Regions from separate parts of the Homo sapiens genome. Here region 2 is linked to region 1. The links are chromatin contacts, found by Hi-C or POLR2A ChIA-PET in ENCODE. All regions are on one chromosome and are shown on one strand. The core of a region is the stretch at or near the end of the contact, and the rest is flanking DNA. Distances in the headings are between cores, read along the strand shown.

Region 1 (2,838 bases), core at 23-2,522:
GACTTTTATGAATCTGTCTCTGTATGTCTGTCTCCTTCCAGTGGATTATCAGCTCTACATGGGCAGGAATTTCATTTGTTCTGTTCACTGTGGTGTCCACTGTGGTATCCACAGTGACTAGAACAAGGCCTGGCACACAGTAATGGTGCTCAATATTATTGAATGAATGAAAGTACATGCGTGCATGTCTGCGGTGTGTGTGTGGTGTAGAGATAGGGTAGCAAAGGGCAGTGTAGCTAGCAGCTGGAGTAGGAGAGAAGGAGTGTGGTTGGGTGGAAGAGAGGAGGATGAAGAGGATGCTCTCAGTAGGAACGGAGTTCAGAGACATGGTCCAGTCTGTTCCAGTCTCTATACCCCATCTCTTACTGGTGCTGTTCAGCAGGGAGGCAGTGAGTTGGTGCTGCAAGACCAGTGAGGGGCAGCTGCTGAAAAACACAGTAGCCCTGGTCTTAGGCCTAGATTATGGAGGTTTTTGAAAGCCTGGCCCAGGGCTTGGACCTAATATGGTAGGCTACAGGAAGAAGTTTTTTTTTTTTTAGGACAGAGTTTCCCTCTTGTTGCCCAGATTGGGGTGCAATGGCACAATCTTGGCTCACTGCAACCTCCATCTCCCGGATTCAAGCAATTCTCTTGCCTCAGCCTCCTAAGTAGCTGAGATTACAGGCATGCGTCACCACACCTGGCTAATTTTTTTGTATTTTTAGTAGAGATGGGGTTTCGCCATGTTGGCCAGGCCAGTCTCAAACTCCTGACCTCAGGTGATCCACCCACCTTGGCCTCCCAAAGTGCTGAGATTACAGGCATGAACCACCATGCCCGGCCCAGGGAGTTTTTGAGCAGAGTAAGTGACCTGATAAAAATGGTGTTTGGGAAGGATTAGTCTTAAAGAAATTTGCAGGATGACCAAGTAGGGAAAGACCAGAGAGGGCAAGGAAAGAGCAAGGACCAGGGGGTCGGCAGACATGGGATGGAGCAGATGACATCAGTGAGACTTGGTAATGGCGGGATGCTCCCCAACTGCTGTGTGGCTGCCTTGACAAAGGCTTCCAGTGCTTCCAATGTGGTAGAGTTTAAAGTGTTGTCAGTGGTTTCAAGTGAGTTTTGGAAGCAGGTGGGGTGTAAGTAGGAGAAAGGAAAAGGAAGGGTCATCCTCAGGTTGCTGAAGGTGTTCATCAGGTTGAGGGGTCTGGGGGTAAGCAGGCAATAGTATCCCAGATGGCACCTTCACCTCACGGGCTGTAATCCCAGGAGAGGAGCCTGTCTGTTCTTTCTGGTCTGCTGAAAACTCTTCCTGTCTGAGTACAGCTGTCAGTGCTCTCAGGCTTTCTTCTGAATCTGCACATATGCTAAGATGATATCTGAAAGCCATTTGTTCCATCACCTTTCAAGTTCATTTTCTGTTTCCGTATGTTTATTTCTCAGAACAAATTGTCTTTGACGAACAAACCCATTGGATTGGATTAATTGTCTAGAAATACTTATTTCTGAAAGTATTTCTGAATGGTTTCTGTTTCATTAGGCTTCTATCCTGTTTTTGATAAGGGTTGTGCCAAGATGAGATCAGTGAAGAAGTGTTTTTGGTATAATCAACCAAACGGCTGCTTCTTTATGATCTTTTGGTATGAGTCATATTTTGAGATTTGTGTTCCTGATGTGTTCATTTAGAGTATATATGTGATGGTCTGCTATGTGCCAGGCACTATTCTAGGCACTGGGAATATAACAAGGAACAAAATAAACACAAATCTTACTCTTATAGGGCTCATTCTGGTTTGTATGCATTTATAGATAATAAGTAAGATAAAATATAAGAGATGGTGAAAAGTGTTATGGAGAAAAATGAAGCAGGCTTGGTGGATGAGGGGTTTGGTGGGGAGGAAGGTCTTCTATTTTAAATTGAGAAGTCAGAGAAATCTCATGGATTAAATGGCCTTTGAGCGGAGGTCTGAAGGAAGTGAGAGAGGGAGCCACGCAGATATCTGAGAAAAGAGCAATCAGATTGGAGAAAAGAGCAAGTGCAAAAGCCCTTCAGGCTGGGGAGGGTTTAAGGAACCCATGGGGGAAGGTACGGATTTTGGGGATCCTATGGTGGCTCCACCTCTGTAATTTCTGGTTTAATTGGTCTGAGCTGGGGTTAGGCATTAGGATCGCTCCAGGTCTAAGAAGCACTGGTCTGAGGGTTAAATAAGCCTTATCCCCTGTATTTGGTGGAGAGATTTGAAGGGTAACTGTGAGTAGGAGACTTCAGCTGCTCTGATGGGAAGGGCAAGCAAGGGCCCCCTGACCTTGCCAGGAATAACAGGAATCTTCCACAGTAATAAAAACTCTTCAGTTTATGTCCCTTTTCTTATTTGATTACCTCACCTCTCTGGGCCTCAGTTTCCTTGCTTGTAGAGTAAGTGGTTTAAATTTAATGGTTTTCTAGAATCTCTTTGGCTCCGATAGTCCTGAATCTTTCTAGTGTTGGAAGAAGCTCTAATCTAGAACAGTGTTCTAGAGCAATGTTGTCTAATCTTGGTCTTATAACACTCTAAGTTGTGTCATCATTATGGCAAGGGCTGTGGTGAATGTCTCAATACCAAATTGAAGGAAAATTTGTGCCCTATTCAGTAGCACCTTGGGAAGATGAGTGTGTTGGGAAACTTGAAATGTGAAAACTGACCTGCTGGTTTGGAGTCCAAAGTACAGGGGCAGCTTGGTCCTTGGGGGCAGGCAGGAGCCTGAGTGCCAGTCTTAGTTCACTCACTGGTGAGTTCCTTGTGCAGTGTGAAGAGTGTGTTATAAACTGTAAGATTCCTACACATCCAAGCATGCGTGTGTGATTAGGGTGACCTGGGA
Region 2 (2,866 bases), core at 315-2,814, 150 kb after region 1:
ATATTTTTAGCAAATTCTCAAAGGATGCTGCTGGTCCACGTGCTGAGAACCACTGGCCTAGAAGAGCTAGAATTTCCTTCTTCCTTGAGTTATGGTACTAGCAGGACCAGCCTCCAAAGCCATTTCTACAAGGCAGTGGTCAGGACTTACTTGGCTCTTCCTTGAAGGGGACTGCCTTAGTCCATCCAGGAGGCCATAAACTGGGTGGTTACAAGCAACAGAAATTTATTTCTCACACTTCTAGAGGCTGGAAGTCTGAGATCAGTGTCCCTGCAAGGTTGAATTCTGTTGAGGCCCACTTTGCTCTCTGCCTACTTGGTCGTCTGTGTCCTCACATGGTAAAAGAGGTGAGGGAGCTCTCTGGAGCCTCTTTTATTTTTTATTTTTATTTTTTTGAGACAGGATCTCACTCTGTTGCCCAGGCTGGAGTGCAGTAGTGTGATCACTGCTCACTGCAGCCTCCATCTCCTTGGCTCAAGTGATCCTCCTGCCTCAGCCTCCAGAATAGCTGGGACTGCAGGCACATGCCACCATGCCCAGCTAATTTTTTTGAATTTTGGTAGATACAGGGTCTCACTATATTGCCGAGGCTGGTCTTGAACTCCTGAACTCAAGGGATCCTCTGGCCTCAGCCTCCCAAAATGCTGGGATTACAGGCGTGAGCCACTGTGCCTCTTTTACAACGGCACTAATCCCATTCATGAGGGCTCCACCCTCATAACCTAATCACCCCCAAAGGCTCCACCTCCTAATACCATCACCTAGGGAATTTGGTTTCAATATATGAATTTAGGGGGACACAGACATTCAGTTTCCAGCAGGGATGCATGCTGCCCCTGAAGGCAGAGAAACAAGCCTCCAGGACTGTTCCCAGGGCAAACCTCCCAAGGGGCATGGCAGGACCTTGGCAATCTGCATGGTGGCTGGGAAATGCATCTGCCTCTTTGCAGGTGTGTGACCTCGGGTGGGTAGCCAAGATCTCACAGCCTCCGTGTGCCCATTTGTGAAGTGGCGACAGTTACATCCACCACAGATGCTATGAGGATTCATGAGTCCCCACATATTAGGGACCTGGCCCAGGACAAGCCCTCGTGGTTGGCACACAGTGGAATTTAATGGCACTTGCCTCCCCTTTCCACAGCAGCACTGCCTCGAGCTGCTGCCCTGTTCTGCCACCTCACATCCTGCAGGCCCCAGAGGTGTTTCCTGGGCTGTAAGATGATATTGGCCACAGGGACCTTATTTAATATTCTATCCTACCTTAGAAAATTGGGGCCACCTCTTTTCTCTTTCATTCCCCTCCCCTCCCTAGACAGGCCCCACTTAATCCAAAACATAGCTTCTCTTCTACCATTCTCCGTCTCACAGATAGAAAATCTTTTGATTGCTGGCAGGAGAAAGTCCCAATGCTGCAGTGGGGTCCTGATGCCCCGGGCACTCTCCTTCCTGGCGTGGGCCCATCCCTGCAGGCCTGCTAGCTGCCCTGCAGTCCCTCTCAGGATCCACTGGACAAGCAGTCTAGACAGTACGTGACTCTCTCTGCATCTCAGTCCCAGGAGTGTGGGATGATGTCATCCTACCCGTGCTGGAGGTGTTTCTAGCCCCAGGCGGGAGGAGGAGTCACGGGGCACAGTTCTGGTGTTCTCTGTCGGGTGACTTCCCCACCACAGGGAAGTTGGTGACAGATGACAGCAGAGCAAGTCCAGATACAACCTGCAGCATTGGTCTGGGAAGGGACAGGAGAAAGAAAAGGCCTCAGCAGGGCTTGCCTCCCAGCTGCCCGGGCAGAATCTCCATTCTCTTCAGGGTCCATTCTGTAATCCCAGTTCACTTTGAACTAGAGCCTAAATTTGGTTGCTCAAGACTCTCCCTCCTTAAAAAATAAAAGCAGCCCTTGCCGGGCCCTCACCAGTCTCCGGCAGTGAGCACAGTGCTGCTTCTTGCAAGGGCTGTCCATTCTTGTGGTCTCCCCTTCTTCATGTCTCACTTCCACCTTGGCTCACTGACATCAGCCTCAGTCCCCACGCTTCCTCTGACACTGCTCTCACCTAGATCATGGGTGCCTCCAAGTTGCTAAGTCCCAGGGGTCTGGCTCAGTCCTTACCGTTCCAGAGTTCTCTGATGCCCCTGACACAGTGCTAGTGACTATCCCTTCTTGAAAAGCTGCCCCTCGGTTTCCATCCTGCCTCTCTTCTGGCCGTCCTCCAGCCCTTGGCTATTTCTTTGTCTCCTTCACAGGCTCCTCCTTCCCCTCTCACCCTTTAATGACACACTGACCACAGGGCCCTGTCCTTAGCTCCTGTTCTTCTCACTCAGGGCTATTTCTGCAGTGAATTGCATCCACCAGCCACCTCAACCTGTTGTTGTTGTTGTTGTTGTTGTTCTTCTTCTTATTATTATTATTATTTTAGACAGGGTCTCACTCTGTCACCCCAGGCTGGAGTGCAGTCGGATGATCTCGGCTCACTGCAACCTCTGCCTCCCGGGTTCAAGCGATTCTCATGCCTCAGCCTTCCGAGTAGCTGGGATTACAGGCACCCGCCACTACCCCTGGCTTATTTTTTTCTATTTTTAGTAGAGATGGGGTTTCACCATGTTGGCCAGGCTGGTCTCGAACTCCTGACCTCAAATGATCCACCTGCCTCGGCCTCCCAAAGTGCTGGGATTACTTTTTTTTTTTTTTTTTCAAACATGGGGTCTTACTCTGTTGTCTGGGCTGTAGTGCAGTGGCATGATCATGACTTACTGCAGCCTCGAACTCCTGGAATCCAGTAATCCTCCCACTTCAGCCTCCAGAGCAGTTGGAACCACATGTGTGTGCCACCATACATAGCTGTTAAAAAAAAATTTGTTTATGTAGAGATGG

Evidence for each region. Hi-C counts contacts between places; a loop is a spot of excess contacts on that map. ChIA-PET counts read pairs that join two places held with the same protein, here RNA polymerase II (POLR2A). Pooled maps may share reads with other maps.
Region 2: a map of heart right ventricle shows a loop between it and region 1 (1.8-fold over the local background). The contact joins two enhancer-like sites. A Hi-C loop is called at or near these places in 4 of 168 maps with a recorded cell type or tissue (CD8-positive, alpha-beta T cell, Calu3, heart right ventricle and 1 more), 3 of 37 single-sample maps with no recorded cell type and 7 of 50 pooled maps. POLR2A ChIA-PET finds 5 or more read pairs at or near these places in 1 of 52 experiments (activated CD8-positive, alpha-beta memory T cell).

What each region holds. Positions count from the first base shown.
Region 1 is chr15:84,760,444-84,763,281 of GRCh38, forward strand. All of the region lies in intron 1 of ZNF592 (zinc finger protein 592), which reads left to right. Among named protein-coding and RNA genes, the nearest start is that of ZNF592, 13 kb to the left of the region's middle. RefSeq lists an enhancer at 171-672. Within about 2 kb of position 1,273, at least 3 of the 41 ENCODE cell types and tissues checked have a DNase peak (open chromatin) inside an H3K27ac peak, as active enhancers do.
Region 2 is chr15:84,913,572-84,916,437 of GRCh38, forward strand. All of the region lies in intron 9 of SLC28A1 (solute carrier family 28 member 1), which reads left to right. Among named protein-coding and RNA genes, the nearest start is that of SLC28A1, 30 kb to the left of the region's middle. RefSeq lists an enhancer at 1,747-1,946. Within about 2 kb of position 1,565, at least 21 of the 41 ENCODE cell types and tissues checked have a DNase peak (open chromatin) inside an H3K27ac peak, as active enhancers do.